Linked DNA regions of Homo sapiens: region 1 is linked to region 2. Evidence: chromatin contacts called from ENCODE Hi-C or POLR2A ChIA-PET data. All regions are on one chromosome and are shown on one strand. Each heading gives the region's core, a stretch centred on a gene start or an enhancer-like site at or near the end of the contact. The rest is flanking DNA. Distances are from core to core; before and after follow the strand shown.

What was found. Hi-C counts contacts between places; a loop is a spot of excess contacts on that map. ChIA-PET counts read pairs that join two places held with the same protein, here RNA polymerase II (POLR2A). Pooled maps may share reads with other maps.
Region 1: POLR2A ChIA-PET joins it to region 2 with 11 read pairs in Panc1. The contact joins two enhancer-like sites. A Hi-C loop is called at or near these places in 4 of 50 pooled maps. POLR2A ChIA-PET finds 5 or more read pairs at or near these places in 2 of 52 experiments (Panc1 and naive thymus-derived CD8-positive, alpha-beta T cell).

Annotation. Positions count from the first base shown.
Region 1 is chr19:10,804,984-10,811,233 of GRCh38, reverse strand. DNM2 (dynamin 2) reads right to left here. Exons shown (of 21, transcript NM_001005361.3): 13 at 5,267-5,318; 14 at 2,654-2,665. Among named protein-coding and RNA genes, the nearest start is that of MIR199A1, 9.4 kb to the left of the region's middle. Within about 2 kb of position 1,338, at least 9 of the 41 ENCODE cell types and tissues checked have a DNase peak (open chromatin) inside an H3K27ac peak, as active enhancers do.
Region 2 is chr19:10,616,078-10,621,893 of GRCh38, reverse strand. It overlaps a transcript of SLC44A2 not described here. Among named protein-coding and RNA genes, the nearest start is that of SLC44A2, 6.6 kb to the left of the region's middle. Within about 2 kb of position 3,998, at least 9 of the 41 ENCODE cell types and tissues checked have a DNase peak (open chromatin) inside an H3K27ac peak, as active enhancers do.

The sequences.
Region 1 (6,250 bases), core at 89-2,588, 190 kb before region 2:
ATGTGAGTGCTAAGCCCCAGGTGGCCATGAAGACGGAGGTGGCTAAAGAGTACCCAGGGACCCCTGGACCATGCAGAAGTCACTGCCCAGGCTGGGGACAGCATGAGATGCCACCGGGCGCCCCTTGTTAAGGCCAAGGGTACAGACTTATCCCTCCCTGGGATGAGCAGACAGGACTCTCACAGTTGTTTGGAGCAGGCAGTGACCCCTGGCATCTGGCCATTCACGGGCTGCCTGGTGGTGGGTGAGGGGGCTGAGGCCAGCAGCCCCTGTGAGGTCACAGCATCCCCTCTGGGAACGCAGTGACGAGCTCTTCCTGGTCTGTCCAGGACGTCCTGGTGTTAGCACCAAAGGTCTGGCAGTCTGGGAATGCCTCCATTCACCCGGGGGGAGCGGGGTGGGGGCACTGCCTTGTCTCAGCCCAGAGCTGGGCACAGAACGAGTGCTTAGTAGACCCTGGTTCCATGACTGAATGACAACCAGGTGAGGGAAAACAGGGAGACAGGCTGTCGGTGCTCCCCCAGAGAAATGTGAGGCCTCCATACTCCTAGGCCTGGCCCGGTTTCTAAGGAGAGGGATGTGCCCGCACACCCCTCGGTGGCCTGGCTCTCCTGCCTCCAGCCGGGGTTAGTGTTGGTCAGAGCTGGAGCACAGGGCCCACGCTACACTTTGGGGTGCATGGCCACAGGGCCAGGGCACTGATCGGGGCCATGCTGGGGATGGCACACCAAGCCTTGGGGCAGGACGTCTGGCAGAAGCCCTGAGGTGCCCTTCTCCACACGGGTTCAGAGACAAAATCCCACCCTAGGGAGCTGCAAGCTGTGGGTGGCAAACAAAGGCCCGTTAGCCATCCACCACTTGTGAGCCAGAGAAAGGGAGCAGCCAGGCCTCAGCAGAAAGTCAGGTTTGCATCCAAGGGACACATCCCAATGGGACTGGGCTTAGAAGGAAGTAGGGGTGGGAGAGACAGAAGAGGCGGCAGGCCGTTGCGGGCTAGGGTGCACAGTGACAGGCAGGCAGGCACATGGGGCGGTATGGGTGGCAGGGCAGGCAGGGGGCGGCAAAGCAGGGATCCTCTGGCAGGCTGCTCCAGTCTCTTTCCTGGGTGAGGGTCCTGGCCTGAGTCTCCCGGGTAGAGATGGGAACCACAGATGGGAGACCCAGAGGCCACGGCCACGCTCATGACGGGGCTGGGCTATGTGGCCTCTGGTAGGAAAAGAGGAACCCCTAAACCTCTTGGGGTACAAGGGAGAAGCAGGTTCCTGGTCTTGGCCTGGCAAATTCAAAGGGACTGGGGGGAACACATGAGGAACCTGAAAACCACAAGCCCGAGGCCAACTAATTCCTCCCGTCACTGCCCCACCCATGGCCCTATCTGCACACCCAGGCCCTGGGAGCAGCGAGGCCCTGGCATAGGATCGGCTCAGCTACAAGAAAGACCCTGGGATTGCCAGAAGAGCCCCGCCAGAGGGCAGTGGCAGGGATGACCAGCGCCTTGGTGGCTGGCAGTGGGAGAATGTCCAGCAAAAGGGAGCCCCTGCTAGGACTGGAGGCCCAGGCTGTGCTGTCCAAGTGTAAGAGCCGGGCTGAGGCCGGCTGCCTAGAGGTGAGCTCCTTGAGCTGGGTTCAGTTCTCAGCTATGAGTAGCAGGCTGCTTCCCGCTGGGCTGGGCTGGACTGGGCCTCACGCCCATCTCACGCCCCACACTGGGCCCCAGCTGAGGGTTCTGCACAAAGGAAGGAGGTGTTACCCACAGCAGGGATGGACAGCAAATATGATTCATCTCGGGAGCCATGTCAATCGACTGGTACAAGATACCTGAAGCACTGTGGTGAGAATTCTGGGCGTGGCAGGAAACGGTGCTAGGATCAATTAGTGTTGCCTGTCACAGGCCAAGGATAGGAGAAAGGGTAAGTGGAACAGAAGAGCCTCATCAATTTATCTGGAGGACAAGAGGCAGCATCTAGGAAAGAGGCTCCTGATTGACTAGTCATGCCTGCCATGCATAGAGAAGAGGGTATCATATAGGGAGAAAAACAATACCTTAATCACTTAGCCACATCTGCTATAGAACAGGAGTGCTGGCAAGCTTATTTGGAAAGAATGCTAGGATTGCTTAGCAATGTCTGCCATGGGCGTGTGCTAGAGGAGCGGCACAAGGCAAAGAGTGCTAGATCAACTAGCCATGTCTGCCATGGGCACAAGAGGGCAAGATTTCTGCCATGTGGAAAAATATGCTCTGATCCATGAGTGACATCTGCATAGGAGATAGAAGGAGGAGGGGCAGTGCCAAGAATGAATTCTGGTCTGGCTTAAGCGAGATCTTCCACAGCCAGGGATGTGAGGGGAGGCAGGGGCGGTGTGTAAGTATTTGCCATCCCTGACCTACAGGAAACCAGGAAAACCTGCCAGGAACTGGCTGCAGAAGTGCGCCTTCAAGGGTGGCGGTCCAGTTAGTGCCTGTGTGAGTCGACTTATACCCAGGGCAACGTGCAGTCCAGCGCCGGCTGCGGCATGGGGTTTCCAGGTTAGCTCGATTTTTAGTATTTTTGTTATTTGGAGGGGATGGGGAACAGGGAATATTAGGGGTGGGCGGGGTCTCCATCACCACTAGATTCTCTAATGTTTGCTACCACACTAAGCATGTACTTACCAGGATCTCCCCCTTTGAATATGCAAAGTTAGGGTTGTGGGTAAATCAGGGAAGAGCAGGCAAAGGAAAAGAGATGGAAGGGACGTGAAGGGGACAAAGAAAAAGCAGGAAAAGCACAAAAACAGGAGAAGAGAAGAGCAGGGGAAAAAACAGCAAAAGAAAAAAAATTACATGCTATTAATCATATTCATGGTGTTAATATTTAATTCATTATTATCTCAAGAAACAAAAAAGCAACAACATATGTATTACCTACGGCAAGCGCAAAAATAAATCATGCAATGGTTACGTTCTTCCTTCCAGTAGGCTCTATGATCGTGCAAGGTACATGGTGGAGTCCCCGCCCCCACCCCTGCCCAATGGGGAGAAGGGAGGGACATAGGCAGAAATTTTGCGAAGATTATGGTTTCCTTTTCTTTCTTTCTTTTTTTTTTTCCTGATATGGAGTCTCGCTCAGCCGCCCAGGCCAGAGTGCAGTGGTGTGATCCTGGCTCACCACAACCACCATCTCCTGGGTTCAAGTGATTCTCCTGTCTCAACCTCCCGAGTAGGTGGAATTATAGGCACCCACCATCATGCCAGGCTAATTTTTTGTATTTTAGTAGAGACGGGGTTTCACCATGTTGGCCAGGCTGTTCTCTAACTCTTGACCTCAGGTGATCCGCCCGCCTCGGCCTCCCAAAGTGCTAGGACTACAGGTGTGAGCCACCGTGCCCGTCCAGGTTTTCTTAAAAATTAATGATAAAGGCTGGCATGATAATCCCAGCACTTTGTCCGGGCGAGGCGGGTGGATCACCTGGGGTCAGGAGTTCGAGACCAGCCTGGCCAACATGGTGAAACCCTGTCTCTACTAAAAATACAGAAATTAGTCAGGGGTGGTGGCAGGCTCCTGTAATCGTCGCTACTCAGAAGGCTGAGGCAGGAGAATCACACGAAGCTAGGAGGCGGAGGTTGTGGTGAGCTGAGACCGCGCCACTGCACTCCAGCCTTGGTGGCAGAGTGAGACTCTGTCTCAAAAAAAAAAAAAAAAAAAAAAAAAAAGGCTGGACGTGATGGCTCACGCTTGTAATTCCAGCACTTTGGGAGGCCGAGGCGGGTGGATCACCAGGTCAGGAGTTTGAGACCAGCCTGGCCAAGATGGTGAAACCCCCTCTCTACTAAAAATACAAAAAAATTAGCTGGGCGTGCTGGCGGGCGCCTGTAATCCCAGCTACTCAGGAGGCTGAGGCAGAGAATTGCTTGAACCCGGGAGGTGGAGGTTGCAGTGAGCTGAAATCGTGCCACTGCACTCCAGCTGGGACACAGAGCAAGGCTCCATCTCAAGAAAAAAATAAAAAAAAATTAGCCTGGTGTTGTGGTGAGCACCTGTAATCCCAGCTACTGAGGAGGCTGAACCAGGAGAATCGCTTGAACCTGGGAGGCAGAGGTTGCAGTGAGCCAAGATTGCGCCACTGCACTGCAGCCCAGGTGACAATGCGAGACTCTGTGTCAAAATAATAATAATAATAATAAGGTACTGAAGGCAGGCATTGATACAGCCGTTCATATTTCACAAGGCCTCTAGCTGGGTTAAGATGTCAAGGTACAACCCTTTGTGGCTCAGGGCTTCTCCAGGTGTGGGGCTTCAACTATCCCAAGCTCCCCTGAGCTGCTAGTGACAATGTAGTTTCCAGCGGCTCTCACCTAGGGGCTCCCAATCCCTGGGGCTGTGTTGGAAAGCTCAAAGAGGTCACAGACCCCCGCTCAAGGGAAAAATTCTTATTTATATCTTTATTATTATTATTTTTGGAGACAGAGTCTGGCCCTGTCACCCACACTGGAGTGCGGTGGCGCAATCTTGGCTCACTGCAACCTCCGCCTCCAAGGTTCAAGCAATCCTCCTGCCTCAGCCTCCTGAGTAGCTGGGATTACAGGCGCGTGCCACCACGCCTGGTTAATTTTTTGTATTTTTAGTAGAGATGGGGTTTTTGCCATGTTAGCCAGGCTGGTCTCAAACTCCTGAGCTCAGGCAATCCGCCCGCCTCAGCCTCCTAACATGCTAGAATTACAGGTGTGAGCTATCGTGCCCAGCCTATTATTAATTTTTAAGATGAGGTCTCATTGTATTGCCCCGGATGGTCATGAACTGCTGGGCTCAAGTGACCCTCCCACCTTGGCCTCCTAAGTAGCTGGGGTGATAGGCATGAGCCCACCACTCCCAGGTAATTTTTAAATATTATTATTTGTAGAGACAGAGTCTTTCTATGTTGCCCAGGCTGGTCTCAAACTCTTAGCCTCAAGTGATCCTCCCACCTCGGCCTCCCAAAATGCTGGGATTACAGGTGTGAGCTACTGTGCCCAGCCAAGAGTCAAGTTCTAACCCTGGCCTTGGATGGCACATAGGGCCTTCTGGGTGGGTAAAATGTGCCCACTAGGCCCTGCCAGAGTGTTGGCTCTCAGGCCATCTCCCAGAATTATCAATTCCTAAGTGGCCTCTAGAGAGAGCAGATGGCCTGGTACTGAGGCTGTGGGGTGGGGCTTTACACAGGCCGAGCTCCATCACGGGGGCTTAGCTGTCACTTAGCGTCCTCCCGCCCCCAGGGTAGAGCGGGAGACTGCAGAGGGGTGTGCTACCTGATTGGGGATGGCTCTCTTCTTGTTCAGCTGCGTGCTCCTCTGCTGGGCACTGAAACCAAAGAACAGACAGGGTTCACGTGGACAAGATGCCGGGGGGGAAGAAGGGGAAGAGGCGAATGTGGCCGTTCTCTCCCTGGGGACCAAGTGAGCAGCCACAGGTAGAGGCAGAGAGAAGCCCCCTGCACACACAGAGCTGCGCAAGGGAAACGGCCTGGGCACACGGAACAAGTAAATGTATCTGGTTCAATTGAGGCTTCTAGGCCCTCATCTCAGCCGACTTACTAAAGCGCAGGTTACTTCCAGATGTCACTAGAATCCCGGAGTTTCTAAGGGGAAGTGTGAGAAGGTGTTGCCTAAGATGAGTGCAGTGGCGCAATCACAGCTCACTGCAGCCTTGACCCTCCCGGGCTCAAGTAGTTCCCCTGCCTCAGTCTCCCGAGTAGCTGGAACCACAGGTGCATACCACCATGCTCAGCTAATTTTTGATTTTTTGTAGAGACGAGGTTTCACTGTGTTGCCCAGGCTGGTCTTAAATTCCTAGACTCAAGGGATCTGCCTGGCTCCACCTCCCAAAGTGCTGGCATTACAGGCATGAGCCACTGCACCTGGCCCTTCTTCCTACTCTTCTCATCATTTGATCCCAACACCAGCCTGTAAGTGGCTCTAACCACAGAGCCATCCAGTCTTAGACATCAGACTGTGGGACAGCTGCTGGTCATGAAATGACACATATCTTGCATGACTCCTGACCCAAATTTAGAGGACATCCAAGGTCGACAGGGTGTGTTTCTATAAGGTTCCTTATTCATCCACAATCCCAGATCTCTTTTCTTCTTTATCCATCCTACTTCCTGGCTAGTTCATGCCGGCATAGACAAATCCCACTATATTTTATATGTGGACACCTACTCCACCACCTTACGGTTCTAATATATTTTCTACTCTGACAATCATATCACCACTTGCAAACAACATATATCT
Region 2 (5,816 bases), core at 2,749-5,248:
TATAATCCCAGCACTTTGGGAGGCCAAGGTGGGCAGATCACCTGAGGTCGGGAGTTCCAGACCAGCCTGACCAACATGGAGAAACCCTGTTTCTATTACTACAAAAATTAGCCGGGGCGAGGTGGTGCATGCCTGTAGTCCCAGCTACTTGGGAGGCTGAGGCACGAGAATCGCTTGAACCTGGGAAGCGGAGGTTGCAGCAAGCTGAGATCATGCCATTGCACTCCAGTCTGGGCAACAAGAGTGAAACTCCGTCTCAAAAATAAATAAATTAAATTAAAAATTAGCCAGGTGTGGTGACACATACCTGTAGTCCCAGCAACTTGGGAGGTGGAGGTGGGAGGATCACCTGAGACCAAGAGGTCGAGGCTGCAATGAGCCAAGATCCTGGCACTGTACTCCAGCCTGGGTGACAGAGCAAGACTCCATCTAAAAGAAAACCCACAAAAACCAAAAAAAAAAAAAAAAAAACACCCAACCATCCCTTTCCTCTCTGTCCTATGACCTTTTCTTTTCTTTCTTTCATTTTTTTTTTCTTTTTTGAGGCAGAGTCTCGCTCTGTCGCCCAGGCTGGAGTGCAGTGGTGCCATCTAGGCTCACTGCAACCTCCACCTCCCGGGTTCAAGTAGTTCTCCTGCCTCAGGCTCCCAAGTAGCTGGGACTACAGGCACACACCAACGTGCCTGGCTGATTTTTGTATTTTTAGTAGCAGAGACTGGCTTTTACCATGTCTCTACTACTGGTCTCGAACTCCTGACCTCAAGTGATCTGCCCACCTTGGCCTCCCAAAGTGCTGGGATTATAGGCATGAGCCACTATACCTGACCCCTATGACTTTCTCTTTGTTGTTATTATCAAATAGAGTCTTGCTTTGTCACTCAGCCTGGAATGCAGTGGAGCAATCATAGCTCACTGCAGCCTAAACCTCCTAGGCTCAAATGATCTTCTCGCCTCAGCCTCCCAAGTAGCTGTGACTATAGGCACACACCACCATGCCTGCCTAATTTTAAAATTTTTTGTAGACCAGTGTCTCGCTATGTTGCCCAAGGCTGGTCTCAAACTCCTGTGCTCAATGGGCTCAAGCCTTCCTCCCACCTCGGCCTCCCAAAACCCTGGGATTACAGATGTGATACATTTTGCTTCTTATCACCATCTGACATGTTAGACATTTGCTTATTGGTTGTTAATTATCTGCCCTCTTGCCTATTGCCTGCATAAGGACAGGGATTTGTGTGTCTTTCATTCCGGCTGCGTCCCCAGTATACAGCATAGCCCCTGGCATAAAACAAACATTTAATAAGTATTTGTTGAATGAATAGCCACAATATATAATACATGTATGTAGAGTGAACACTGAAAATAAAAACGAGCTTAGAATTTTCTAAGGGTACATATTTTAAAAATTAATTTGCGTTTTTTGTTTGTTTGTTTGTTTTTTGGAGATGGAGTCTTGCTCTGTTGCCCGATCTTGGCTCACTGCAACATCCAGGTTCAAGTGATTCTTCTGCCTCAGCACCCCCGGGTAACTGGAATTACAGGCGCACACCACTATGCCAGGCTAATTTTTGTATTTTCAGTAGAGATGGGGTTTCACTATGTTTGCTAGGCTGGTCTCGAACTGCTGACCTCAGGCGATCCGCCCACCTCAGCCTCCCAAGGTGCTGGGATTACAGGCATGAGCCACAGCGCCCAGTAATTTTTTTTTTGTTTTTGTTTTTGAGACAAAGCCTCACTCTGTTGCCCAGTCTGGAGTGTGGTGAAACAATCTTGGCTCACTGCAACCTCCACCTGCTGGGCTCGAGTGATCCTCCCACCTCAGCCTCTCGAGTAGCTGGGACTACCCACACACCATTGCACCCAGCTAATTATTTTTGGATTTTTTTTTGTAGAGACAGGATTTCACCATGTTGCCCAGGTTGGAGATTTGCAGATTTTTTTTGAGACGGAGTCTCGCTCTGTCACCCAGGCTGGAGTGCAGTGGCATGATCTTGGCTCACTGCAACCTCAGCCTCCCAGGTTCAAGCGATTCTCCTGCCTCAGCCTCCCAAGTAGCTGGGACTACAGGTGCACGCCACCACGCCTGGCTAATTTTTTGTATTTTAGTAGAGATGGGGGTTTCACTGTGTTGCCCAGGCTAGTCGCGAACTCCTGAGCTCAGGCAATCCGCCTGCCTCGGCCTCTGGAAGTGCTGGGATTACAGGTGTGAGCCACTGCGTCCGGCGGAGATTTGCTAATTTTATACTTAAATGAATCTCAGGCCAGGCGTAGTGGCTGACGCCTGTAATCCCAACATTTGGCAAGAGAATTGCTTGACTCCAGGAGTTCAACACTAGCCTGGGCAATATATTGAGACCTCGTCTCTACAAAAATATTTTTTCTTTTTTGTATTGCAAATCGAGCAGCCTCCTGAGCCAAAGTAGGCTCTGAGGCTTAAAAAAAAAAAAAACACTTTTTTTTTTTTTTTCTGAAACATGGTCTGGCTGTATTGCCCAGGCTGGAGTACAGTGTCATGATCTCGGCTCACTGCAACCTCTACCCCCTGAGCTCAAGCCCATCTCCCTCAGCCTCCCAAGTGGCTGAGACTACAGACACACAACACCACGCCCGGCTAATTTTTTATATTTTTTTGTAGGGACTGGGCTTTGCCATGTTGCCCAGCTGGTCTCGAACTCTTGAGTTCCAGCGACGCACCTGCCTCGGCTTCTCAAAGTGCTGGGATTACAGATGTGAGCCACTGTGCCCGGCCAAAATTTTTAAAAACTAGCCGGGCATGATGTGCCTGTAGTCCCAGCTACTGGGGAAGCCTAGGGTGGGAGGATCACGTCAGCCCAGGAGGTTCAGGTTCAGGTTTCAGGGAGCTGTGATTGCGCCACTGCCCTACAGCCTGGGTGACATAGTGTGACCCTGTATCCAAAAAAAAAAAAAAAAAAAAAAAGAATTGTATACATGATACATGTAGAATTTACAGGGAAAGGATAAATTCTTTATTCAGTAGCCCTGAATGTATATTAGGAAGAAAAGGCCAGGCATGGTGGCTCATGCCTGTAATCCTAGCACTTTGGGAGGCTGAAGCAGGCGGATTGCCTGAGCTCAGGAGTTTGAGACCAGCCTGGGCAACACGGCGAAACCCTGCCTCTACTAAAATACACAAAAAAATTAGGCGAGCATGGCCGGAACACGAGGTCAGGAGATCGAGACCATTCTGGCTAACACGGTGAAACCCCGTCTCTACTAAAAATACAAAAAATTAGCCGGGCGTGGTGGCAGACACCTGTAGTCTCAGCTACTCGGGAGGCTGAGGCAGGAGAATGGCGTGAACCAGGGAGGCGGAGCTTGCAGTGAGCCGAGATGGCGCCACTGCACTCCAGCCTGGGCAACAGAGCACGACTCCGTCTCAAAAAAAAAAAAAAAAAAAAAAAGGCCGGGCGCAGTGGCTTACACCTGTAAACCCAGCACTTTTGGGAGGCGAAGGCGGGGAGATCACAAGGTCAGGAGATCGAGACCATCCTGGCTAACATGGTGAAACCCCATCTCTACTAAAAATACAAAAAAGTAGCCGGGTGTGGCAGCATGTGTCTGTAGTCCCAGCTACTCGGGAGGCTGAGGCAGAAGAATGGCGTGAACCCGGGAGGTGGAGCTTGAAGTAAACCGAGACTACGACACTGCACTCCAGCCTGGGCAACAGAGCGAGACTCCGTCTCAAAAAAAAAAAAAAAAAAAAATTAGCCAGGCATGGTGGCAGGCGCCTGTAGTCCCAGCTACTCGGGAGTTTGAGGCAGGAGAATGGCATGAACCCGGGAGGCGGAGGTTGCAGTGAGCCGAGATCACGCCACTGCACTTCCAGCCTGGATGAGAAGAGTGAAACTGTCTAAAAGAAAAAAAATTCCACATGGATTAATCACGCAAACACAGAAAACTCAAAACTATTACAAGTATGAAGGGAAAGCATAAGAGAATACTTCTACCATCAGATAGGCAGTAAGACCGGTAAAGCCAGAAGGCAGAGAGACAAGGGAGTACCGGAAGTTTCTGGTGTCAGCTAGAATGGCAGAGGGTGAGCGGCTGCATAGAGACAGCCAGTGGTGAGCAAAGCGAACTCACTACCTTTCAGATCCTCTCCACCATACTGGAGGCCATTTCATCAACCCATTTTATAGGAGAGAGAACCGAGGCTCAGAAAAGGGAAGGGCTTTGCTAGTCACTTGAGCGGTCCGTTCCCAGTCTAGGTTTGATGAGTACGTGGGAGCCATGGAGGGTGTTTGAGCAGGAGCATGACAGGGCCGCACCGGGGAGGGAACACATGAGGGAGTCTCAGCTGTCTCAGGAAAAGATTGGGGAGCCTGAGGGTTTGGTGCCATGAATGGTAAAGCTGGGACATGCCTAGCTGTGTGAACTTGAGTTACTCCTCTGTGAGATGGAGCTGAAAATGCAGAGAGAGGTGCCTGGCATACACTTGGCTCAAGGCCTGGCTTTGTGGGCTCTCTGTAAAGAGGGAACATTGGTAATATCTTGTGATGGGTTCCATTAGCTCTTATTAACCTTAGCTGGGTGGGGACGAAGGGAGGGGAACAGCAAATACTAATGGTTTCTGCCCTGAGAGCCTAATCTAAACCCCGCAGGATGGGAACTCGCTATATCTTTGCAACAATGCTGCAAGATAAGAAGAAGAACAAGGGCTGGGCGTGGTTGCTCATGCCTGTAATCCTAGCACTTTGGGAGCCCCAGGCGGGCGGATCACGAGGTCAGGAGATCAAGACCATCCTGGCTAACACGATGAAACCCCGTCTCTACTAAAAATACAAAAATTAGCCGGGCGTGGTGGCGAGAGCCTGTAGTCTCAGCTACTAAGGAGGCTGAGCCAGGAGAATGGCATGAACCCGGGAGGCGGAGCTTGCAGTGAGCCGAGATCGCGCCACTGCACTCCAGCCTGGGCGACAGAGCAAGACTCCATCTCAAAAAAATAAAAAATAAAAGATAAGAAGAACAAGCTGGGCGTGGTGGTCCGTGCCTGTAGTCCCAGCTACCAGGGAGACTGAGGTGGGAGGATGACTGGAGCCCAGGAGTTACAGGCGGCAGTGAGCTGTGATAGCACCATTGTACTACAGCCTTGGCAACAGAGCAAGACCCAGTCTCTATTTTTTTTTTTTGAGACAGGCGCCCACCACCATGCCCAGCTAGTTTTTGTATTTTTAGTAGAGACAGGGTTTCACCATATTGGCCAGGCTGGTCTTGAACTCCTGACCTCAGGTGATCCGCCCACCTCAGCCTCCGAAAGTGCTGGGATTACAGGCGTGAGCCACTATGCCAGGTCCCGGTCTCTAAAAATAAAAGTGAAAATAGAGACAGGACATGGTGGCTCAATCCTGTAATCCTAGCACTTTGGGAGGCCAAGGTGGGTGGATCACTTGAGTCCAGGAGATCAAGAGCAGACTAAGCAACAGGCAAGACCTCGTCTCTAAAAAAACAACAAAACAAAACAAAACAAAAAAACAAAAATTAACTGGGCGTGGTGACATGCCTTTGTAGTCCCAGCTACTTGCGAGCCTGAGGTGAGAGAATCTTTGAGCCGGGGGAGACGGAGGTTGCAGAGGGCTCAGATTGCCCCACTGCACTCCAGCCTGGGAAACAGAATGAGACCCTGTCTTTCTCACTGTGTATATTGAACACAGTTTCACTCTGTTTCAATAAATAAATAAACATAATAATAAAATGTTACATGGTTCACCTCATTTCATCCTTTTTTTTTTTTTTCTTTGGAGACAGGGTCTCACTGTCACCCAGGCTGGAAAGCAGTGGCACCATCTTGGCTCACTGCA